4 separate regions of the Homo sapiens genome follow, and all the other regions are linked to region 4. A link is a contact called in ENCODE Hi-C or POLR2A ChIA-PET data. All regions are on one chromosome and are shown on one strand. The core of a region is the stretch at or near the end of the contact, and the rest is flanking DNA. Distances in the headings are between cores, read along the strand shown.

Evidence for each region. A loop is a pair of places that touch in the nucleus more often than their neighbours do. ChIA-PET counts read pairs that join two places held with the same protein, here RNA polymerase II (POLR2A). Pooled maps may share reads with other maps.
Region 1: a loop to region 4 is called in a map of naive thymus-derived CD4-positive, alpha-beta T cell, with 8 times the contacts of the local background. The contact joins the promoter of TIA1 here to the promoter of NFU1 in region 4. A Hi-C loop is called at or near these places in 2 of 168 maps with a recorded cell type or tissue (both naive thymus-derived CD4-positive, alpha-beta T cell) and 14 of 50 pooled maps. POLR2A ChIA-PET finds 5 or more read pairs at or near these places in 7 of 52 experiments (CD4-positive, alpha-beta T cell, CD4-positive, alpha-beta memory T cell, OCI-LY7 and 4 more).
Region 2: a loop to region 4 is called in a map of sigmoid colon, with 7 times the contacts of the local background. The contact joins the promoter of SNRPG here to the promoter of NFU1 in region 4. A Hi-C loop is called at or near these places in 3 of 168 maps with a recorded cell type or tissue (B cell, naive thymus-derived CD4-positive, alpha-beta T cell and sigmoid colon), 4 of 37 single-sample maps with no recorded cell type and 11 of 50 pooled maps. POLR2A ChIA-PET finds 5 or more read pairs at or near these places in 11 of 52 experiments (CD4-positive, alpha-beta T cell, CD4-positive, alpha-beta memory T cell, GM10248 and 8 more).
Region 3: a map of naive thymus-derived CD4-positive, alpha-beta T cell shows a loop between it and region 4 (6-fold over the local background). The contact joins the promoter of C2orf42 here to the promoter of NFU1 in region 4. A Hi-C loop is called at or near these places in 2 of 168 maps with a recorded cell type or tissue (both naive thymus-derived CD4-positive, alpha-beta T cell) and 14 of 50 pooled maps. POLR2A ChIA-PET finds 5 or more read pairs at or near these places in 6 of 52 experiments (CD4-positive, alpha-beta T cell, GM12878, activated B cell and 3 more).

Annotation. Positions count from the first base shown.
Region 1 is chr2:70,244,404-70,250,570 of GRCh38, reverse strand. It overlaps TIA1 (TIA1 cytotoxic granule associated RNA binding protein), which reads left to right and starts at 1,943. Exons shown (of 13, transcript NM_022173.4): 1 at 1,943-2,166. The coding sequence starts at 2,141. It overlaps TRG-CCC2-1 (tRNA-Gly (anticodon CCC) 2-1), which reads left to right and starts at 1,510; the gene lies at 1,510-1,580. RefSeq lists enhancers at 1,547-2,361, 2,362-3,177.
Region 2 is chr2:70,290,515-70,296,622 of GRCh38, reverse strand. SNRPG (small nuclear ribonucleoprotein polypeptide G) reads left to right here and starts at 2,883. Exons shown (of 4, transcript NM_003096.4): 1 at 2,883-3,005. The coding sequence starts at 2,974. It overlaps LOC124906023 (a long non-coding RNA gene), which reads right to left and starts at 2,721. Exons shown (of 2, transcript XR_007086880.1): 1 at 2,691-2,721; 2 at 609-1,565. FAM136A (family with sequence similarity 136 member A) reads left to right here. Exons shown (of 3, transcript NM_001329752.2): 3 at 1-647. RefSeq lists enhancers at 2,722-3,201, 3,218-4,125.
Region 3 is chr2:70,186,388-70,192,793 of GRCh38, reverse strand. C2orf42 (chromosome 2 open reading frame 42) reads left to right here and starts at 1,775. Exons shown (of 10, transcript NM_017880.3): 1 at 1,775-1,821. RefSeq lists enhancers at 1,367-1,456, 1,477-1,536, 1,328-1,913, 2,127-2,176, 2,267-2,376.
Region 4 is chr2:69,434,815-69,440,636 of GRCh38, reverse strand. NFU1 (NFU1 iron-sulfur cluster scaffold) reads left to right here and starts at 3,202. Exons shown (of 8, transcript NM_001002755.4): 1 at 3,202-3,276. The coding sequence starts at 3,215. RefSeq lists an enhancer at 3,197-3,346.

The DNA.
Region 1 (6,167 bases), core at 694-3,193, 810 kb before region 4:
AATATTTCTACAACTTAAATAAACTTACATCATAGATATTTTCCAGTTCAACACTACAGATCTGATTAATAGCTTTTCAATAACTGCAAAATAGTCCATAAAATGAATGTTCCATCTGGGGGCAGCGGCTCACGTCTGTTATCTCAGCACTTTGGGAGGCTAAGGCAGGCAGATCACCTGAGGTCAGGAGTTCAAGACCAGCCTGGCCAACATGGCAAAACCCTGTCTCTACTAAAATACAAAAATTAGTTAGGCTAATTTAGGTGGTGGCGCACGTCTGTAATCCCAGCTACTAGGGAGGCTGAGGCAGGAGAATCGCTTGAACCTGGGAGGCAGAGGTTGCAGTGAGCCAAGATTGTGTCACTGCACTCCAGCCTGGGAGATAGAGCGAGACTGTCTCAAAAAAAAAAAAGAAAGAAAGAAAAAGAAAAAGTTCCACATGTATTTGGTGTAAATTGAATAAATTACCATAAGTGGCATTGATGGATATTCAGGTTACTCCATTTTTTTCTACTGTAAACAATGCTGCAGTTGTATCTTGGCACATAAATCTTTATAAATTAATTGTTTTATTTCTGTAGGATAGATTCCTAGACATAGGATTACTTTAGTGACATATATATATAATAAGCAATGTGAAATGCATACAGAGTATACTGAATCACATTTCAGAGCTCTAATTTCTCTGCCTCCTAAAGTTGGACTGAAGTTTATGTATCTTTTGACTTGTTTACTTTTAAGATTCTTGTGACCAATTTGCATTAAATAGCTGGGGTTTTTTGTTTGTTTCTTTGTTTGTTTTTTGAGACGGATCCTCGTTCTGTTGCCCAGGCTGGAGTGCAATGGCAAGATCTCGGCTCACTGCAATCTCCACCTCCCAGATTCAAGGATTCTCCTGCCTCAGCCTCCTGAGTAGTTGGGATTACGGGCCCCCACCACCACATCCAGCTAATTTTTGTATTTTTAGTAGAGACAGGGTTTCGCCATGTTGGTCAGGCTGGTCTCGAACTCCTGATCTCAGGTGATCCGCCCGCCTCAGCCATCCAAAGTGCTGGAATAACAGGCGTGAGCCACTGCCCCCGGCCTAAACAGCTATTTCTTAAATGCTTTTCAATGTGCAATCAATACACGGAAGAAATGCAAATATAAATAAAAATCTGGCATCTGGAAATATCCTCCCCGCGCTGAAAAATCTGGCTAGCACCAACGACGCAAATTCTTAATAAAATCCTTACTTTTTTAAGTAAAACTTTTTTTCTTTTTTCTTATTTCTTAAGTAAACATTTTAAATTGAAATTTTTTTTCTGTACAGAGAAAGTTGAAACATCCATTCCTATGTTTGGGATGAGAAAAGATAAATTATTTATGTTATTGGAAAACAGAAGATTACAGACTGTCAATAAACTTTTACTTTTAAATGAATAAATAATACATGACAATTCTTTTCACATGAGAGAACGTCTGCTTCTATTTCCTCCTAAAATACTGTGGCGGCTGGGCATGTCAACAGCGCCGCTGGTGTAGTGGTATCATGCAAGATTCCCATTCTTGCGACCCGGGTTCGATTCCCGGGCGGCGCATAGGCGTTTTGCTTCTCGCTCGCTAAAAACCAGATAGCTTGAAGAGTCTTTATATATCTTTCCAAAAGAGGAAAGATTTAGGCTTTTTACTGTCCCTGAAGGTTTCCACTCCCTCATAATTCGCGGTCGAAACACTCGAATCCGCAGCCAGAAGACAAAAAAGTTCACGCAAATCGTGAAGTAGTTAATACTTGCGCCTGCGCAGTCTGAGGCGTCCCTCGCGTCGGGTGGAAGAGCGGCTGCGCAACAAGTGAACCTATGGATTAAGGTGTAGCCGGGCGGCCCGGAGGTTGAGAGTGCAAGATTATTCTGCGCCTGCGCGGCCCGGGTAACTTTGCTGGCTGCTCCTAGGCTCCCGGCTCGCCGCCATCTTGTATTGGGGTTTCATTGTTCCCGCTGGGCCGGGCGGTTTAGTGTAATTGCCGCCGGAGGAGGAGGCGGAGTAACCTCTGGTCAGCCGAGAAACCCCACTATCCTGTAGCCATAACCGCTTAAACGATTTGGGAGGTAGTGAAGGGCAGGGAGCTGGACCTGGAGGCGCCGCCGCGACAGCAGCAGCCATGGAGGACGAGATGCCCAAGACTCTGTGAGTCTGGGGCAGCGATGAGGGAGGCGGGATGGTGGTCGTCCCGGAGGGAAGGCCTCGGCCCTGCGCCGCTCCCAGCCTATTGTTCTCCGTGGACACCGCGATATCGTGGTTTTTGTTTCCTTAGCATGCACCTGGATGCTTACAACCAAGACCCAATCTGTGAGGACGAGGTGAAGGGAGACGGGGCTCAACCCTCTCAATTAATCCCTTCACTTTAGCAACACCATTGCATGACCTTTGCTCTCGCCACGGGCCCTCTGTGGTCTTAGACCTGGAGAAAAGACTTTAATTCAGACCTCTTTTTAGAACTCGTCGAACCTTCCTTTTGTCCTATGCTTTCTTTCCTTTTCCCGCTTCTCCCCCTTTTTGATTAACCTCTTCTTATCTTTACAGCCGTCTCCCTTTAATTTTACTTTTGATTTCCTACTGAAATTCTTCCTTTCATTTTCTTCTCGGTGATAAGATTTTTTTTCCTCCTCGAGGGTGCTTGTACTCATTTTCAGTGCAGTAAACTTTATTCTTGCAGTTGCCAATTGGAAAAAAGCCAAGCATTTTTCTTTAACCTCTGGCTTTCCTTCTGTAGCACCCACCGACCAAAAAGCCTAACCAGACACCCCAAGGATTTGGAAATCTCACCCAGAAGGAATATATCAATTGAGGGGAAATGGATTTAATATTATTTTTATAGTCGTTTACTACTGTTGTGATTGACATGGTGTTGAACGAGCGGGCTGTAAATGCCCTAACATATTTACAGAGAATTTTTAGAGATAGCGTTAAATTACCGGAGCGTGGATATTTTCTTTGTCGTGTGGCTTCCCCAACTGCGTTCTTTGTTTTTCGAGGTATTATCGGATGAGTTGATCCTGCCTTTGTTGGCATTTCTCGGAAGAAGAAAAGCTCAATGAGTTCTTGACATAGCTTTTTGTTTTTCTTGGATGACATAGCTTTTTGTTTATATTCTTGGAATACTGGCAGTTTGAGAGCTCCATGCATTAAAAATGCAATTTTAGGTTTCTCTTTGCAGCTCTCTAATAAAGTTGCTCTGAAGTACGATGTAATTGTTTTTTTACCTCCAAAATTTTTCCACTTTTAAGTTGCTATTTCTTGTCTATATTGGAAATGTGGTTACACTTGTTTTCTTAATAGATTGTCAGTTAATCTGTTAGTAACCTTGAAATTTCTTTTCTCTATTCCTGAGGCTCAGAAAGTATCTTTTCAGTAGGACGTAGCAATTAGTGCATGACCTTTGTTTTAGGAAAGATTGTATCTGTAGATGAATACTCCCTAAAAAACTACTAGCCTCACGGTGTTGGTGGAATCTCTTCCCTCTTGCCTCTTAGCTATGACAGTCATCAGCATTTTGGGTTAAGGCACTGCTCGTGTTTTATAATGTAAACTTAATATTCTCAGTATTAGTTTGAAAATGTTTAATTTTAGAAACTGCAGAAGTATCTGACCACTTAACTTTTTAACTTTTTAATTTTGTTTTTACTTTTTAATTTTTTGAGATGGAGTCTCACTTTGTCACCCAGGCTGCAAGGCTAGAGTGCAGTGATGCGATTTCGGCTCACTGCAACCTCCACCTCCTGGGTTTAAATGATTCTCCTGCCTCACCCTCCCAAGTAGCTGGCACTACATGCGGGCACCACCATGCCCGGCTAATTTTTGTATTTTTAGTAGAGATGGGGTTTCACCATGTCGGCCAAGCTGGTCTCGAACTCCTGACCTCAGGTGATCCGCACACCTCGGCCTCCCAGAGTGCTGGGATTACAGGTGTGAGCCACTGCGCCTGGCCTGTCCTCAACTTTTAACTATTACATTTATTACTTATTTTGCCTTGTATCCCTCACTAATACACCCCATCCAAGAAACTCTTCCTCAAAGTAGTCATACTGTAAAAGTCTTCTCTTGTTTCTACCTCCCTCAACCCAAACTCCCATTTTTCTAGTCAGGCAAACCTTGACCAAACATGAGGGTACTAATCCCTAAGTTTTCCTAATAGTGTTTTTAATTTTAATGTAAGATTTTTGCTTTAATGACCCTGGAAGTCAGAGGCTTTTAATATATGTTCTTAGCAGAGTTCTTAGCACATTAAAAACACAGCCTCTCAATATATGTTCTTAGTGTGGTCCATGGTAAGTAATCAATACATTTGTTTAAGAAACTGGTATAATTGGCTGGGCACAGTGGCTCACGCCTATAATCCTAACACTTTGGGGGGCTGAGGAGGGTGGATCACTTGAGGGCAGGAGTTCAAGACCAGCCTGGCCAACATGGCGAAACCCTGTCTCTACTACAAATACAAAAATTAACTGAGCATGGTGGCGCATGCCTGTAATCCCAGCTACTCGGGAGGCTGAGGAAGGAGAATCGCTTGAACCCGGGAGGTGGAGGTTGCAGTGAGCCGAGGTTGCGCCATTGCACTCCAGCCTGTGCAACAGGAGGGAGGCTCCATCTCAAAAAAAAAAAAAAAAAAAAAAAAAATCTGGTAGAATTTCAAGCAGTGAATTAAGATTTTACTCTTTCTTGAGGATAAAATAGAGTCTGAATTTTTATCACCCACATACCTAAATGGCTCACTGGAAATTCCTTCATTTGCTACATCTGAGTGTTCGGCATCTCCATGTTAAGTTAGAGAATACCAGTATTTGATTTCTTGTCACCAATACTTTGGAATCATATTCTGAGACAAACTTCCCGAAAGTTTATACTGCAAGATTATTTTGAGGAGTATTCAAGGTACAGTTAATAAGTTCAAACATTTGTAGTGAGCATATGGGTGATGTATACTACTCTTCTCCATATATAAATTTGAAATTTTCCACAGTAAAAAAATAAAAATACGTGTATAGTGAGTCTGAATTGGCCTTGGTTACTTTAAAAATATTCAACTTGTGAACTAAAAGCTACACACTAGACTAGAAAAACATTGCTGGTGTTAGTTGATGAAAGTTAATTCCCTCAAATCCAGACACCTTAATATCCTTTGTGTGGTTTACTCTCAAATGCATGAGTGTTCTCTTTTGAGATAACTATACTGTTATTGTGCGGCTTTCCCATTTGCTAAGATGCAGATCTGTAAATTATAGACCATCTTTAAAAGCCTGCAGCTGGCCAGGCATGGTGGCTCACACCTGTAATCCCAGCACTTTGGGAAGCCGAGGTGAGTGGATCACCTGAGGTCAGAAGTTTGAGACCAACCTGGGCAACATGGTGAAACCCCATCTCTACTAAAAATACAAAAATTAGCTAGGTGTGGTGACACATGCCAGTAGCCTCAGCTACTCGGGACTCCGGAGGCTCAGGAAGGAGAATCGCCCGGGAGGTGGAGGTTGCAGTGAGCCGAGATCACGCCACTGCACTCCAGCCTGGATGACAGAGCAAGACGGAGCCCAATTAATTGCTATATACTAATGAGGGCCTTGCCTTTCTTCTGCTCCATGCTCATCTTTCATTCTTGTTGTCTACTCCACTCTCCAAATAGTATTGGCCTTGTAATTTGTATGAAATAAAATCTCTTGTATTGAGAATCAGACCTATCTTTTTTTTTTTTTTTTTTTTTTTGAGACAGAGTCTCGCTCTGTCACCCAGGCTGGAATGCAGTGGCCCAATCTTGGCTCACTGCAAGCTCTGCCTTCCAGGTTCACGCCATTCTCCTGCCTCAGCCTCCGGAGTAGCTGGGACTGCAGGCACCCGCCACCACGCCTGGCTAATTTTTTGTATTTGTAGTAGAGACACAGTTTCACCGTGTTAGCCAGGATGGTCTCGATCTCCTGACCTCGCGATCCGCCTGCCTCAGCCTCCCAAAGTGCTGGGATTACAGGCGACAATCAGACCTATTTTAAAGATTAGATTGAAGGCAAGGTTGGCCAAAATGAGATATTTATTAGATAATACTTATGTTTCCAAATAACTGCTAGTAATTAAGAATATGCTAGAAACATTACATTCACTCAGTAATATTGAGAGCATACTACATGGCTGTCCGTCTTCTG
Region 2 (6,108 bases), core at 1,634-4,133, 860 kb before region 4:
GCATCTTTCAGCCTGGAGACTGTGCAGAAACATGAGAGGTGATGACACACTAATTATGGGAAGCAGAATTACTGGCTGATGGCCCCTGAGGCTGTGTGTAACAAAATGACAGGACAATCTTGCAGTAACACTTTCCCCTTGAAGAGAAGGGGGTTTTGATTGTGATATATACTAGTATCTAGGAATGAACAGTAAAAGAGGAGCAGTTGGCTACTTGATTACAACAGAGTAAATGAAGTACTGGATTTGGGAAAACCTGGTTTTATTAGAACATATGGAATGAAAGCCTACACCTAGCATTGCCTACTTAGCCCCCTGAATTAACAGAGCCCAATTGAGACAAACCCCTGGCAACAGGAAATTCAAGGGAGAAAAAGTAAGCAACTTGGGCTAGGATGAGCTGACTCCCTTAGAGCAAAGGAGAGACAGCCCCCATTACCAAATACCATTTTTGCCTGGGGCTTGTGCAGCTGGCAGTGTTCCTGCCCCAGCATGGCACCTTATTGTTTTGATAGCAACTTCGTTGAATTTTCACCAACTTATTACTTGAAATTATAATATAGCCTGTCCGTTTGCTGTTTCCAGGCTGTGATATATTTTCCTAGTGGTTTGACTTTAAAAATAAATAAGGTTTAATTTTCTCCCCACTATTGAGTCTTCTTTCCTTATATCTGGGTGGTGAATATGTAACTTTCTCAGGATGCTTCTCCTTTTAACAGGTTAAATGAGTTAAAATGTCCAGAAGAGTGGAAATTAGTTGTTATGGTTCAGATGCAGAACTGGTTCACTGTAAATGGGAAAAACTTTGAGAGGAGACTAGGACATTGTGACTTGAAGTTCATTAATGTAGAAAAGAAACTGTCTATGAGGCTAAAAAGAGAAATTCATTATCTATGTCAGGTCTCTAGCTTCAACTAAACACTAATAGCAAGTGGTAGTAAAGGTACAAAGCTATGACCCTGCTAGAAAAAATTCAGTGTCTAGGATTTTGAGTACTAAGAGAGTGCAAAATATGTGATGAGTTTAAGTCTTTACTATCATTGATATTTATATAGAGCCATTCCAGAATATCAGGAATTAACTGAATTTTTGAGAACTATCCCCTATTTAAACACAAGGTATTCTATTTTGGTTTAGTCTTCTATAATTTTGGGGTAACAACTGGGAACAAGTCCGAGACCACTTTTTACACATCTTGACATGAAAAAAGAACACCTTATATTAGAAAATGTTTGTGTGCTGCACTTCACATTTTATATACAGGGGCAATAGCACATCAGTGAGTTCTGGAGGTAGTGTTTGAAAAATTTCAGAATTCCCAGGCATGCTGGCTAACCCCTGTAATCTCAGCACTTTGGGAGCCGGAGGCAGGCAGATCTCTTGAGGCCAGGAATTTGAGAACAGCCTGGGCAACAAAGCAAGACCTCGTCTCTACAAAAAAAAATTAGCTGGGTGCAGTGGCGTGCGCCTGTAGTCTCAACAACTCAGGAGGCTGAGGTGGAAGGATTGCTTGAGGCCAGGAGTTCGAGGTTGCAGTGAGCCATGATCACACCATGCTCCCCAGCCTAGGCGACAGAGCAAGAACTCATCTCAAAAAAAATTTTTTTTGCAAGACCCCTCAGTCAGAAATAGATTCAAATTCTTGGAGACAGACCCAGTCACCTTACTCTACAATGGTTCAGAGGCTGCTAATTTACATGTTACGGGAACCCTACTTGGTCTGACAGTATGCTGTAGGGTTACCTGCCAAAAAAATATAGAGGCCCAGCCGGGAGCGGGGGCTCACGCCTGTAATCCCAGCACTTTGGGAGGCCGAGGCCAGCGGATCACGAGGTCAGGAGATCAAGACCATCCTGGCTAACACAGTGAAATACGGTGTCTACTAAAAATACAAAAAATCAGCCCGGCGTGGTGGCGGGCACCTGTTGTCCCAGCTACTCGGGAGGCTGAGGCAGGAGAATGGCGTGAACCCGGGAGGCAGAGCTTGCAGTGAGCCGAGATCGCGCCACTGCACTCCAGCCTGGGCGACAGAGCAAGACTCCGTCTCAAAAAAATATACATATATAGAGAGAGGCCCATTCCTCCAGGGATCATTATCATTTGGTATATTGGTATATATGAAGAAAATAAGCGATACGATCCACAGACATGCGGGATTGGCCGGGTTTGCCCAGGAGCTAGAGACGGGACCGTTATCTCAATATCTCAATTTTATTTTTTAAATAGAGAAGGGGTCTCGCTATGTTGCACAGGCTGGTCTCGAACTCCTGGGCTCAAGAGATCCAAAGTTCTGGGATTTACGGCGCCCGGCTTTTTTTATTTATTTATTTATTTTTATTTATTTTGGCTGTTCCATAGACAAGAGCAGGGATAACCGGCTGGGCGCGGTAGCTCACGCCTGTAATCCTAGCACTTTGGGAGGCCGAGGCGGGCGGATAACGAGGTCAGGAGATCGAGACCATCCTGGCTAACACGGCGAAACCCCGTCTCTACTAAAAAATACACAAAATTAGCCGGGCATGGTGGCGGGCGCCTGTAGTCCCAGCTATTCGGGTGGCTGAGGCAGGAGAATGGCGTGAGGCCGGGAGGCGGAGCTTGCAGTGAGCCGAGATCGCGCCACTGCACTCCAGCCTGGGCGACAGAGCTAGACTCCGTCTCAAAAAGAAAAGAAAAAGAGCAGGGATACCCACCGGTGGAATACCCGTTATCTCAATTTTGTACAAGGAAAACGGAATTCAGAAAGGTGCCTAGAGGACGCACCCCTCCGTCCTGGCCAATCGCTGAGGACATAACCGGAAGCTCAACGATGACCGAGGCGCTGAGATATCGCGAGGTGAAATGTAAAAACTGCCAACAATCCATTGGCTAACGAGGTCGATGACGCCAGACGCAAGACGCCGGGCCTACAGCGGGAGCGTGAGGAAAGCCGTGCGTTGCGTTCCAAGGCATCTGTGAGCCCGCGGAGTATACACCATGAGCAAAGCTCACCCTCCCGAGTTGAAAAAGTAAGTATGTGTGAGAGCCAAACCGAAGTGGTCAGTTATTTGCGTCCTGCGAGTCCCTTGGTTCCCTCTCCGTTAGCCGAATGTCTTGAGCCGCTTCACTTCATTTCTTCTTCCGGTCCGAGGTCGCCGGGATCCCGGCCAGGCTCCCGCGCATGAGACGTGAAGCCCGCGCAGAGCTCGCGCGTCGGTGTGGTTACAGCCGGCAGCCACGGCACCTCCTTCCGGCCGACTAGTCTCCAGGTCCCGCGGTCTGGCCCCTGGTCACCCGGCGCTGTCCCTCGTTCCTTGAAGATCTCCAGTGCTACCTTTTGTTGAACATCTCGAATAGTATCATGTTCTAGATAGACGGCTAGAGGGGGAAATTCTCTGAAGGAACTAAGGAGGGGCTGGAAGGGAAGGAAGTGTTTTTAAAACTACGTGAGGCATCAGAATCCGAAAGCCACTTTAGTCTTAGCAAATGTGTTTGTAGGTGTTTGAGCTTTTACTTAGAAACCTCATTCCTTTTTCTTGCCTTCTTTTACGTTAAGCTTGAATGTCATGTGTTATCTTGCTCTGATGTTGAAACTATATAAGAACATTCATTTTTCTTTTTTTTTAAGAACATTAATTTTTTCTAGTCAGAGAAGGCTAATTTTTTGAAGTTTTTTCTACACACCCAGTAAAGTCAAACAACTTTAAGTAGGAGAGCCTTACTTTAGGTAGGACTCAACGTAAAGCTTTGAATTCCTCAAATACTTTTTGAGTGGACTTAACAGGTTATGTGTTTCCTGACTACGTTTCTGTTTTGCTTATACTTCCTGATGCTGGAATTCTACATGTATTAGTTGGATTGCACAAAGGATGCAAAATTTTTACAGGGATCAGTTTTTTCTGGCGTAGCATGTGGTTGGCTTTGTGTATAGTTAGTTCATTTATTACCAGGCCCATGGAAGTCAGACAAAAGGTAAAGTTCCTATTTAATAATTTTGCGGCCGGGCACAGTGGCTCACGCCTGTAATCCCAGCACTTTGGGAGGCTGAGGCGGGAGGATCACCTGAGGTCAGGAGTTCGAGACCAGCCTGGCCAACATGGTGAAACCCCCGTCTCTACTAAAAATACAAAAAATTAGCCAGGCAGGTGGTGTGCGCCTGTAGTCTCAGCTATTCCGGAGGTTGAGGCAGGAGAATCGCTTGAACCCGGGAAGCGGAGGTTGCAGTGAGTCAAGATCGCGCCATTGCCCTCCAGCCTGGGTAACAAGACCGAAACTCTGTTTCAAAAAATAATAATATTTTTGCATTTAAAGGTCCATTTGTATCAAAGCCATCTTTTGTATGAAAACTACTTCTATGTATATTTTAGTTAGGTCTGTTAAGGAATTAATTATTAAAACATAAGCCCAACGCGGTGGCTCACGCCTGTAATCCCAGCACTTTGGGAGGCCGAGGCGGGCGGATCACGAGGTCAGGAGATGGAGATCATCATGGCTAAAACGGTGAAACCCCGTGTCTATAAAAATACAAAAAATTACGTGGGCTTGGTGGCGGGCGCTTGTAGTCCCAGCTACTCGGGAGGCTGAGGCAGGAGAATGGCGTGAACCCGGGAGGCGGAGCTTGCAGTGAGCCGAGATCGCGCCACTGCACTCCAGCCTGGGCAACAGAGCGAGACTCCGTCTCAAAAAAAAAAAAAAAAATAGAAGTTACTCAGAAATTATTGTGAAAATTACTCTTTTTATCTGAAAGTTATTTTTGGTGATGTAAGTATCCTCTGGATTCATCAGGGACTGGTGAAATGGTGATTTTTTTTTTTTTAACAAAAAGACCATTCTCTACTTGTAATCTAAGATTTTCTTTCTGATTCATAACATAGTTTTTGAAAATTTCAGAGAAGGAAGCTAGTTTTAATACCTTTCTCTTCCTCGTAGGTTTCATGAATTGTGAAATCCGGTCAGATCTGCCGCCAAAATGACTTAAAAATTTTTTCTTCCTCTGCTTTCTCACAGATAGCATCTTCTTTTACACCATTATGCCCTCCTTCTGGTGTAGCATAACTCAGGTGTTCTTAAATGGGGAGTAGGGAATCTGGTGCTACCGGCTTCTAGTGAGTAGACACCAGGGTGCTGCTAAACATCCTACTGCTTATTCGACTGCCCCCAACAATACAAAATTAACTGGTCCCAAATGTCAGTAGTATAGAAGTTGAGATACACTGGCTTAACTGAATTCTTCCTTCCACTTCTTAAAATTTGCTGCCACGGTAGTCTTGCCAGTGACTGCTTTAATAATTTATCACAGTATGCAAAATCGAGTCTGTACTTAACCCAGCATTCAAGCACCAAACCTTCTAGCTGCTAATACTCAGGTATTCCGTTCTCCAGTCACACTGAACTATTTGTGTTTGCTCTCACTTGCTGTGTGACTTTGAAAAATTGCTTTAGCTTTTCCAAGCCTAGTTCTCCATCTGTAAAAACGGTGGAAATGATAGACCATAATTGCAAAGTCGTTGTAAAGATTGTATAAGATCTTGTGTGTTATATTTGATACGTTTTATGTATCTTATTAAAATATAGTTTACTTCATATATGTGTGTGTGTGTGTGTGTGTGTGTGTGTGTGTGTGTGTGTGTGTTTTGAGATGGAGTTTCACTCTTATTGCCCAGGCTGGAGTGCAGTGGCGCGATCTTGGCTCACCGCAACCTGTGCCTCCCGGGTTCAAGCGATTCTCCTGCCTCAGCCTCCCGAGTAGCTGGGATTACAAGCATGCACCAACACACCCGACTAATTTTTTTTTTTTTTTTTTTTTTTTTTTTTTTTTTTTTTAGTAGAGACGGGTTTTCTCCATGTTGATCAGGCTGGTCTCGAACTCCCGACCTCAGGTGATCCGCCCGCCTTGGCCTCCCAAAGTGCTGGGATTACAAGCATGAGCCACCGCGCCCAGCCCATAAATATATTTTTACTTGTAAATGTATCTACTCCCTCCTTCAGTCATGCTCCTTGTTTTATATTTACATTTTCCCATGATAATCCTATACATTAAAATTGAATAAGTGCCCCACTTCGTGGCCCATATACTAAACATCTTTTTTTCATTTTTTTATATTTTAAAATTTGAATGAAATTTTTAAAATT
Region 3 (6,406 bases), core at 526-3,025, 750 kb before region 4:
AAAAAAAAAAAAAAAAAAAAAAAAATAGAGTTAAGCTTTGTCTAAGGACTCGAAGTCAGTACAAAGGAATGCTTACATTATAAGGGTGGGGCATCTGCTTTTTATCATGTGGTGCTATACCTGATTCAGGCTGGAAAGTAAGCCACACGATACAGGGTTAATTTAAAAACTCATTTAAAAAGATGTTATGGTTTGTAGGGTGTGGCTTAATTCTTGCCTTGCATGGCCTTTGGTCTTGTTTATTATTTGGTATTCTATTGCTACAGAGAGTCTGTTCTGCCATTCTTATAATTTCTCTTTTAACATTAATGGTGGTCAGTTGTGCCTAAACTCCAAAAGAGGGAGTATAAGGAGGCATGTCCGACCTCCCTTTCCACCCAGGAGAATTCAGAATTCAGTTTAACATCCCCTTGGCCAAGGGGTGAGGGTTCATTCAGTTGGCTGTGGGGCATGGGATTTTATTTTTAGTTTACATAATAAATGGAAAGAAAACTAAAAAGTCTTCTGGAAAAATTGTGTCCCTCTCCCTCTCTTTCCAGTTTAAGAACTAATACTACAAACATTAGTCCTGGAATGTTCCATTTCTCTTTTTTTATTTTATTTATTTATTTTTTAGACGGAGTCGCTCTGTCGCCAGGCTGGAGTGCAGTGGCGCGATCTCAGCTCACTGCAACCTCAGCCTCCCAGGTTCAAGCGATTCTCCTGCCTTAGTGCCCCGAGTAGCTGGGACTACCCGCACGCGCTACCACGCCCAGCTAACTTTTTTTTTTTGTATTAGTAGAGAGACAGGGTTTCACCATGTTGGCCAGGATGGTCTCGATCTCTTGACCTTGTGATCCGCCCGCCTCGGCCTCCCAAAGTGCTGGGATTACAGCCGTGAGCCACGACGCCCGGCCGGAACGTTCCACTTCTCTTATAAATAGTTGACTAAGGTTTCCCAATAGTAAATTAACCTGCTACCACTAGTAAGTAGCCAGACTAGGGTCAGGAGAGCAGAAAACCTCATTCCAGGGTTTTCCAACACAGTGGCCTCACCATGAACACATTGCACTCGGGAGCTATCTTCAATCATGAACGATGAGCATTTAGATTTATTCCGTGATTCCAAGGACCAGAACTAAGATATACAGGAAGCTCTTTTTTATCTCATTTTAAGAGAAAACGTTCAAGTGTAGTTCAAAGTGTACTTAAGGGAGAAAAAGTTAACTTGTCATAAACATACATGTGATAGAGGTGAATACTCAGGTGGGCAAGAACCTCCAAACAAACTCCAAATTCGCAGCTGACATCTGCTAATAATGTAGAAAATCTCGGGCGATTTTTTTTTTAATTTTCATTTTTTGTAAGGACAGGGTCTCGCTATGTCGCTCAGGCTGGTCTCGAACTCCTAGCCTCAAGAGATCCTCCGCCTCAGCCTCCCAAAGTGCTGGGATTACAAGCGTGAGCCACCACGTCCAGCAACTCAAGTCATTTTTGCATCAATTACCAGCAAAAGTCTATTCAGAAATAGGACTCTCTCAGGCCAGAAGGGAGTCAAGACGAGCCTTGGAGGTGAGCGCCCAGTAAGATAGGCCAGAAGCACTCCAACTCCAAGGCAGAGCCTGAGCTTTACAGCCGCTAGGTCGGCGTATGTTCTACCACCGCATTCCCCCAGTGTCTCAGCGGTCTCTGAAGGAGAGAACTAAAACTCCCATAAGACAACGCGAGCTCAGGTGGGCGGCCACTTGCCGCGCGTGGGCGGCTCTGACCAATAACGATTGTCGTTACAGCGAACAGTTTGGCCCCGTTTGTAAAAGGCCGCGGCAGGCGAAGAGAGAAGAGGTGAGGGCGGTCGTCAGCTAAGGGCCCCGGGGCTCGCGGGGGGTGCGCAGGGCAGGTAAGGGGGTAGTGCTGAGCAAGGACCGGGGCGGCGGTGGGGCAGGGGTGTAGAGCTCGGGTTCCCAGCGGAAAGCATGTCCAAGGAGCGGCTGCCGGCGAGGTGATGCTTCTGCCTGGGCCTACTTGGGACCGGAAGTGAGCGCTCGCGCGGGGAGGATGCCGGGAAGCAGGTCCCAGGGGATATGTGTGTGTCGCTGCAGACCCATCCCGGAAGCCGGCCGGGAGGTGAGCGTCCCGGAGTCGGGCGGCCGCTCCGTTGACTGCAGGGCCCCGGCGGTCTTCCTCCGCTGTTCCGAGGCCGTTGAGGGCTGATGTGCTCCATCCTCCCACTTGTGGTTTGGCAAGCCATCCAGCCGACTACAAACCCACGTTTGTGAGTTACCTGCTGGCTGTGACGCTTCCGTCAAATCTGAGTAACAGTTTCCTCATCTCTAAGATGGGTAACATAGTATCTACCTCACAGGATCGTGTGGGCAGTACATGCATAGAAAGGATTTAACACGCAGTGTACTCAGCTAGTTTTATTATTTATCCGTAATGATCATTTGTTCTTTTCCCCTAACTGTGCCTCACAAGCATGAAACAGAATCCACCAAACATTTAGGTCTGGGTAGTGGTTGGATGGAAACCCATCGCGGGTTAACGCTTCCAACACCAGTCCCTTGACACTCTCCCGCCGAGGAGGCTGATTTGTAAACTTGCTGAGAAGAGAATACCCAGCAGATCTTTCAGGTTTCAAATCCACGTTCTTTACAAGTTGTGTTAATTGTTTGTATATGCTTTCGATATAGAGTCTCTAGGAAGTAATACTAGTACATGTTTTAAAATTCAAATACTGCCAAACAGTGAGATGTAAGTCTCCCTCCTAACTTCTGTTTCCCAAATCCCATGTCGTTTCTTCTGATGCAATAGACATTGTATGTGTGTGTGTCTAGATAGATACATATGTGTATCTCTCGTCTTTTTTTTTTTCTTTTAAAAGAGTAAAACCAAGAATAGCATATTACAAAGTGCTGCACTTTTTTCACTCCACAGTGTATCTTTTTTTTTTTTTAAGAGACAGGGTCTCACTATGTTGCCCAGGCTGGTCTTGAACTCCTGAGCTCAGTGATCCTCCCGCCTCAGCCTCCCAAAGTGCTGGGATTACAGGCGTGAGCCACCACGTCCAGCTACTCAGGCCATTTTTTTTTTTTTTTTTTTGAGACGGAGTCTCGCTGTCGCCCAGGCTGGAGTGCAGTGGCACGATCTCGGCTCACTGCAGGCTCCACCCCCCAGGGTTCACGCCATTCTCCTGCCTCAGCCTCCCTAGTAGCTGGGACTACAGGCGCCCGCCACCTCGCCCAGCTAATTTTTTGTATTTTTAGTAGAGACAGGGTTTCACTGTGTTAGCCAGGATGGTCTCGATCTCCTGACCTTGTGATCTGCCCGCCTCGGCCTCCCAAAGTGCTGGGATTACAGGCGTGAGCCACCGCGCCCGGCCCATTTTTTTTTTTTTTTTTTTTTTTTTTTGAGATGGAGTTTCTCTCTTGTTCCCCAGGCTGGAGTGCAATGGCACGATCTTGGCTCACCGCAACCTCTGGCTCCCGGGTTCAAGCGATCCTCCTGCCTCAGCCTCCGGAGTAGCTGGGATTACAGGCATACGTCACCACGCCCGGCTAATTTTGTATTTTTAGTAGAGATAGGGTTTCTCCATGTTGTTCAGGCTGGTCAGGAACTCCCGACCTCAGGTGATCCGCCTGCCTCGCCTCCCAAAGTGCTGGGATTACAGGTGTGAGCCACCGTGCCCGGCCATGCCATTTTTTTTTAAACAGCTGTAAAAATATTTTATTTTCTGGGAAGTATTCCATTTTGTAGGCATACCATAATTAATTACACCAGTATCTTCTTGAGGGACATCAGGTTGTTTCTTATATTTTGCTGCTACAAATATTCTTCATTGAGTTGCCTTATAATTTCCCTCATTTCACACATGTGGGAGTCAGTCTGTAAAATAAATTCTTAGTAGTGTAATTGCTGGGTCAGAATATCAAATCAAAATATACTGATTCCAAATATGCAAGGAAGATATCAAACAAGCTCAAATTGAGGGACATTTTGTAAAATATTCGACTCTTCAAAACTGTCAAGATTAGGAAAAAGAAAGACAAACTCACGGACTTGAGGGGACTAAGGAGACGTGATGACTCAATGCAATGTGGTATCTTGGATTTGATCCAGAAACAGAAAAAAGGGGCAAAGTCTAGAGTTCAGTTAATAATAATGTGGCAATGTTGGTCCCTTGGTTTTGACAAATGTCCCATGTTTATATATGATGTTAACATTGGGAAACTGGGTGAGTGGTGTTTGGGAACTGTGTTCTATCTGCCACTTTTCTGAAAATCTAAAATTAGTCTAAAAGATTTATTCTTTTTTAAAAGGGAGATTGAGGCCAGGCATAGCGGCTCACGCCTGTAATCCCAGTACTTTGGGAGGCCGAGACAGGCAGATCACTTGAGGTCAGGAGTTCGAGACCAGCCTGGCCAACATGGAGAAACCCCGTCTCAACTAAAAATACAGAAAAATTAGCCGGGCTTGGTGGTGGACGCCTGTAATCCCAGCTACTCAGGAGGCTGAGGCAGGAGAATTGCTTGAACCCGGGAGGCAGAGGTTGCAGTGAGCCAAGATCACGCCACTGCACTCCAGCCTGGGTGACAGAGCAAGACTCCGTCTCAAAAAAATAAATAAAATAAAAAGGGGCATTAGTGGACAACTGGTAAAATCTGAATAAAGCCTGTAGTAGAGTTAATAGTGTTGTACCAATGTTAAGACCTTATTTTTGACAAATGCCCCATAGTTATGTGAGATGTTAACATTTGGGGAGTCTGTGTGAAAGGTAGGTAGGAAGTCTCTGTACTGTCTTTAGCTTTCCTATAAAAGCCAAAATGCAGTCGGGTATGGTGGCTTATGCCTGTAATCCCAGAGCTTTGGGAGGCCGAGGTGGGTGGATCATCTGAGGTCAGGAGTTCGAGACCAGCCTGGCCAACATGGTGAAACCCCGTCTCTACTAAAAATACAAAAATTAGCTGGGCGTGGTGGCATGTGCCTGTAGTCTCAGTTAATCGGGAGGCTGAGGCAGGAGAATTGCTTGAACCCGGGAGGCGGAGGTTGCAGTGAGGTGAGATCACGCCACTGCACTCCAGCCTGGGTGACAAAGTGAGACTCCGTCTCAATTTAAAAAAAACTAAAATGTAATAAATGTGTTGAAATAAATTTTCTAAAATTATTGCAAAATTGAAAGCATTTTTAATAAAGAAATATGGATTTATAATGTTAAAGATACTCACAAATCGCCTGCTGGAGGGCATAATCAAAAAGTAAAAGAAAAGACTGGGCACAGTGGCTCATGCCTGTAATCCCAGCACTTGAGAGGCCGAGGCAGGCAGATCACTTGAGGTCGGGAATTTGAGACCAGCCTGGCCAACATGGTGAAACCCTGTCTCTACTAAAAATACAAAAAAGTTAGCTGGGCGTGGTAGCAGGTACCTGTAATCCCCGCTACTCAGGAGGCTGAGGCAGGAGAATCACTTGAACCCGGGAGGCGGAGGTTGCAGTGAGCTGAGATTGCGTCATTGCACTCCAGCCTGGGCAACAAGAGCGAAACTCCGTTGTCAACAACAACAACAAAAGTAAAAGAAAAGATAAAAGAGTGGAACTCCATTGTTGATGCTACAGCTATTCCTATGCTAAAGCTACAGCACCAACAGCTGGCAAACCACCTCCTCCCTTAATGACAGAAAGGTTTTTTTTTTGTTTTGTTTTGTTTTTTAATTATTATTATACTTTAAGTTTTAGGGTACATGTGCACAATGTGCAGGTTAGTTACATATGTATACATGTGCCATGCTGGTGTGCTGCACCCACTAACTCGTCATCTAGCCTTAGGTATATCTCCTAATGCTATCCCTCCCTCCTCCCCCCACCCCACAACTGTCCCCAGAGTGTGATGTTCCCCTTCCTGTGTCCATGTGTTCTCATTGTTCAATTCCCATCTATGAGTGAGAACATGCGGTGTTTGGTTTTTTGTCCTTGCGATAGTTTACTGAGAATGATGATTTCCAGTTTCATCCATGTCCCTACAAAGGACATGAACTCATCATTTTTTATGGCTGCATAGTATTCCATGGTGTATATGTGCCACATTTTCTTAATCCAGTCTATCATTGTTGGATATTTGGGTTGGTTCCAAGTCTTTGCTATTGTGAATAGTGCCGCAATAAACATACGTGTGCATGTGTCTTTATAGTAGCATGATTTATAGTCCTTTGGGTATATACCCAGTAATGGGATGGTCAAATGGTATTTCTAGTTCTAGATCCCTGAGGAATCGCCACACTGACTTCCACAATGGTTGAACTAGTTTATAGTCCCACCAACAGTGTAAAAGTCTTCCTATTTCTCCACATCCTCTCCAGCACATGTTGTTTCCTGACTTTTTAATGATATGACAGAAAGGTTTTTTTCCACTTTGATATGTTAAATCATCATTAGC
Region 4 (5,822 bases), core at 1,953-4,452:
CATGGTTTGTTTGTAGAGACTCCCAAGTGCTGGGATTAGAGGCGTGAGCCACAGCACCCGGCCCTGATACTTTTCTTTTTTAGGCTAGTCAATGGGCCTCATAATTTAAAGGGGCTCACCTTCCTCAGATAACATGTTTTTATTCTGCCAGGGTTAGTGGCTCATGCTTGTAAACCCTCCATGTTTCCCAGCATGGTCTCAAACTCCTGGGCTCAAGCAATTTGCCCACCTTGGCCTCCCAGAGTGTTGGGATTACAGGTGTGAGCCACCATGCTCAGCAGGTATTCTCATTGGTTTACAGAAATAACATTGTTAGTGACTGGCCATGCACTGTTGAACTATAGGGTATATGGCATGTTAACGGCTTCTTGACATTAGTCTAGTGTATACATAGCAAGTGACTTCAAGAAGTTGTTACTTAGCTCAAGGGCGAATGAGATATTACTGCTGCTACATTTTAAATGCCTCTCTGGGCCTGATACTTTTTCTAGTGCAGGCTTGTGGTGCAGGACTGGCAGGCAGCTCTGCTCATGGCCCTGGCATGGGATCCACTAGGCGAAGCCAGCTGGGCTCCTGAGTCAGGTGGGGACTTGGAGAACTTTTATGTCTAGCCAGAGGATTGTATATGTATCAATCAGCACTCTGTGTCTAGCTTGGGGTTTATGGATGCACCAATCAGCACTCTGTATCTAGCTAATCTGGTGGGAACTTGGAGAACTTTTATGTCTGGCTAAAGGATTGTAAATACACCAATCAGCACCCTGTGTCTAGCTCAAGGTTTGTAAATGCACCAATCAGTGCTCTGTGTCTAGCTAACCTAGTGGGGACTTGGAGAACTTTTACTCTAGCTAGAGGATTGTAAATACACCAATCAGCACTCTATGTCTAGCTCAGGGATTGTAAACGCACCAATCAGCACCCTGTCAAAACGGACCAATCAGCTCTCTGTAAAACAAACCAATCAGTACTCTGTAAAATGGACCAATCAGCTCTCTGTAAAATGGGCCAATCAGCAGGATGTGGGTGGGGTCAGATAAGGGAATAAAAGCAGGGTGCCTGAGGCAGCAGTGGCAACCTGCTTGGGTCCCCTTCCATGTTATGAAAGCTTTGTTCTTTTGCTCTTTGTAGTAAATCTTGATGTGGCTCACTCTTTGGGCCCGTGCTGTCTTTATGAACTGTAACACCCATCGCAAAGGTCTGCAGCTTCACTCCTGAAGTCAGTGAGACCACGAACCCACCAGAAGAAACAAACTCCGGACACATCTGACCATCTGAAGGAACAGACTCTGGACACACCATCTTTAAGAACTGTAACACTCACCACAAGGGTCCATGGCTTCATTCTTGAAGTTAGCGAGACCAAGAACCCACCAATTCCGGACACAGTAGCACAGAGGCTGTGGGTGGTTTGACTAGAGCAGGCCCTAAGAATGGTGGGACATAGAAGCCTCGTTTCAGGGGTTTGAGGAGTGGGAAGTGAAAAACTAGAGACTAAGAGTGCAGACCATTTTTTTAAGCCACTTGGTTCTGAAGGGAAGAAAAGAGTGTGGAAGAGGATTTGGGGCAAGGCAGGATTTTTCTTATGATAAGGAATCCATCAGAGAGGGAAAAATTGAAGTCTGAGAAGAACGATTGTTCCAAGGTGGAAGAGCCACATTTTATTTTTGATTGAGGGTCAAAAACAGAGCCTTGGACTGCCTTGCGGTCTAGAATGGGTGTGTGTGGGGGGGTGGGTGGGGGGTTGGATGGGGGAAGATCACTGGGTGGGGGGTTGGATGGGGGAAGATCACTAGTAGTTAAAAGCAAGTACGCAGCATTGGGAATGAACCAAACTCGTAGGAGGCACAGCCCACTCAGTGTGCGGGCCCGGGCGAGCTGCAGGCCTGAAACCCACCCACCCTCTTAGATGTGTCTGTGGGCCATAGAAATTACTAGGGTTGTCTTGGGTGTGGCCTCAACCTGTTCAACAACAGGTGTGCTGTTTCCATTCTGGAAACCAGTCCTCTGTCTTCCAGAACAGTGATTCTCAAATTTTAGCTGGCATCAGAATCCTGGGAAGGGTTTGTTAAAACACTACTAGGCAGGGTGAGGTAACCTAAGAGCTTTTGGAGGCCCAGGTGAGAGGGATCACTTGAGGCCAGCAGAGTTCAAGAGCAGCCCAGGCAACACAGGGAGACCTCTTCTCTACAAAAATACTACTACTACTACTGCTAATAAAAGCCAGGCACCGTGGCTCACACCTGTAATCCCAGTGCTTTGGGAGGCTGAGGCTGGAGGATGAATCACTTGAGCCCAGGAGTTGGTTTTGGTGAGCTATGATCGCACTCCTGCTCTCCAGCCTGGGCAACAGAGATAGACCCTGTCTCTGGAAAAAGAAAAAAAAAAAAAGCAAGTAACAAAGATTTCTAGTCCCCACCTACAGAGATTGTGCCTCAGTAAGTATAAAGTGGGGCCCAGGATTTCTAACATGTTCTAACGTGCATTTCTAACGTGTTCTCCTGCTTTTTTTTGGCCCCTAGTCCGCACTTTGAGAACCGTTGTCCTAGAGAAAACGGAATACTCCAGGAAGGTTCTGGAAGAATAGGTAATGGGCTTTGGCACTCTGCCCTGGAAACTAGTCAAGTCTCATGTTAATCGGAGAAGGGCAGCACTGTACCAGATACATCCTCTGTGCGGGTTGGTCCAAGATGACCAAGTGGCAGCTGACAAGCACAGCTATGAGGAAGGGTTAGACACAGTTCCACATCAGACCCATGGGAAAAGGGCAGGAGAAATGCGAGAACCTTTTAGAAGGAATGCTCCAGGGAGTCTTTGGGGGCAGTCACTGAGCTGGGCCTGGAGGCTGAGTAGGGTCCTAGAGGAGGGAATGGGTCAGGTTTAGGGGCTGGAAACAGCATTCGCAAGGCAGCACCAGCACCAGCTAAAAACCTAGCCAACAGGGAAAACAAAGTACGGAAACACGCATGCGTTCACAGTGCTGCGTGAATTAACCAAGCGTTGGCGCAAACGGGAAAGGTTCCCCGGCCTCTCTTGGTCAGGGTGACGCAGTAGCCTGCAAACCTCGGCGCGTAGGCCACCGCACTTATCCGCAGCAGGACCGCCCGCAGCCGGTAGGGTGGGCTCTTCCCAGTGCCCGCCCAGCTACCGGCCAGCCTGCGGCTGCGCAGATCTTTCGTGGTTCTGTCAGGGAGACCCTTAGGCACTCCGGACTAAGATGGCGGCGACGGCCAGGCGGGGCTGGGGAGCTGCGGCTGTTGCCGCCGGGCTGCGCAGGCGGTAGGTGACGAGCCTGGAGCTCCGAATAGGTGTGCCGCTGGGCTTAGCCAGCGGAGCGGTCGCCGCCTTGCAGACCCTCTCTCGAGGCGGGTGGGTAGTGCATCTGATGGAGCCGGCGGGTCCGCCCTGTCGCCGTAGTTGGGGGTGAGCCCTGAGGCTGTCTGTGCGGGAGCTCGGCGCTTCTGTGGCCTAATCCGGGCGGACTCTCTGGAGCTTCCTCTCAGGCTCAGAGACCCAGTTCTTGAGTCTCTGCGGTACGGAAGCTTGTAGAGACTGGCTGTAGAGCCAGAACGGAGGAGCTGTTTTAAAATCGTGTGCCTCTCCCGCCCCCAGGCCCTCTACCGGGTGCATTCCCTCCTCTTCTAAACGCAGAATCAGAATGTCACACAGAAGGGAAGAAAATACCTTGTCTCGTTTCCTCATTTTCCCAGTAAGGCCCTGAAAGAGGAGGTGACATGTCCAAGGTTACACAGTTTCTAAGTGATGGAATTCCGACGAGAACCAGGACCCCTAGATTCCCTGCACCCACCACCATTAAGCCCACTCTGTTCCCTTGTTTTTTCCGCCTCCCTGAGCCCTACCTTTGAGTTTCACCTTTCAAAGACTTCTGTGAACATTGCTAAGAGGACATTTATGTAGGTGTACCTTAATTTTACGTCTGGAGAAAATGGCCTACGGAGAGTTTGCCCTCTAGAGTATTAGACATTGTAGTGTTAATGGTGCTCTTGAAGTTTAAATGTATATCCTAAAAAGATTTAAGTTGGTAGAATTTTTTGTTAGTTACCTCCTGTGTTTGAGTAGATGTCTTCCTTGAATAATGTAATCCACTCTTACTTTAAAAAAACAAGACTTTAAACCTGTATGTTGGAATGTGCTTCCTCTTTATTCATTCTGCTGCCTTTTCCCTGGGCTGAAGGGACGAGAATATTATTCTTCTAGTGCATTTCCAAATTCCAGAGTATTCACAGATTTAGATACTGAGCTATAGAAAAAGGCATTTTTACCCCAAACCTTGAACTGCACTCAATTAGTAATTATTGGGCACCAATTAAATAATGGTAGCAGCTGCCATTTATTGAGCACTTACTGCATGGCCTGGCACTGGTTTAAGCACTTTACATGGATTCTCTGGATTATTTATGAGGTAGCTGTGAAACTAATCTCATTGTAGAGATGAAGAACTGAGGCCATTGTGCTAGCAGCTAGAAATGAAGATAGTTTCTCCCCTTAATGAGTATGCAGTCTAGCAAGAAAAATATATTAACAAATAATGACAGTCATGAGTGCTGTAATAGATTCATGTAATTTAAAGTGGTGTGCCGGGCGTGGTGGCTCACGCCTGTAATCCCAGCACTTTGAGAGGTCAAGCTGGGCGGATTGGCTGAGGTCAGGAGTTCGAGACCAGTCTGGCCAACATGGTGAAACTAAAAAAAAAAAAAAAAAAGCTGGGCGTGGTGGTGTGTGCCTGTAATCCCAGCGAGTTGGGAGGCTGAGGCAGGGGAATTGCTTGAACCAGGGAGGTGGAGGTTGCAGTGAGCCAAGATCACGCCACTGCACTTCAGCCTGGGTGACAGAGTGAGAAAAGCGAGATTATTTCCATCTCAAAATAAAGTGGTGACAGCTCTTACTGTGATCAACACTGGAGCTAGTGTGGGGAGTGGCAGTCAGGACTTCACAGATTATTTGATTCCCATTCAGTGTTGATTCCATTGTTCTCTTGAATCCTCGGTGCCAATCCTTTTATCTCTCCAATAGCATCTAAGAAACTCTATGGGTTACAGTCCCACAGTATCCCAGTAGTCTTTTGCTTATCAATGGCATATAAAGATTATTGAAGGTAGTAAACAGTTCATCTGTATTTTGTTAATACTTAATTGGTGCCCACTCTTTCTTTTCCACGAGAAGAATTCCAGTTTTGTGAGAGAGAGAAAAAAATGTGGCAGCCGCTGTTGCTTCTTGCCTATTTTAAGCAGAAGATAATTAGATAAATGTGATCTTGTGTATGATCACAAACAATTTTGGCCTTTGGAAAAAATTTTAACAGAAAATTATGACAGTGAAAGACCGTTCTAACTGACCATCATTTTGCCTTTAACCTCTAGACTGCCCATTCCCGGGCTTGGGCCAAGCTAACTTTGGGAGACATTTAGTTTATAGTTTAAATGATAATAGCCCTTTCCCAAAATTAAACCACCTTTATAAAGCTAATGAAAGACCACCAGGTTTGGAGGATGAGAGGAGCCTGAATTCTGCTAAGGTGTAGATGTAAATGATTACCAGCCATTATTCTGGCGGTCCTAAGAGTTGCAACTTCCCCAATTACTCCTGCAGAAAACATCTCTCTTGTAGAACCTAAGATTAGCCTTTTCAGGTTTTTGCATTTCTGACTGGTCCTGTGGCCCCGCCCACAAACGGGCTGAGCACTCAGGAGGATCATTTTCCGCACCCCTATGATTGCATCCCCAACCAGTCAGCAACACCCGTTCCCTGGCCTGCCAGTCTATCCTTGAAAACCCCTAGCCTCAGATCCAGAGAGACTGAGTACT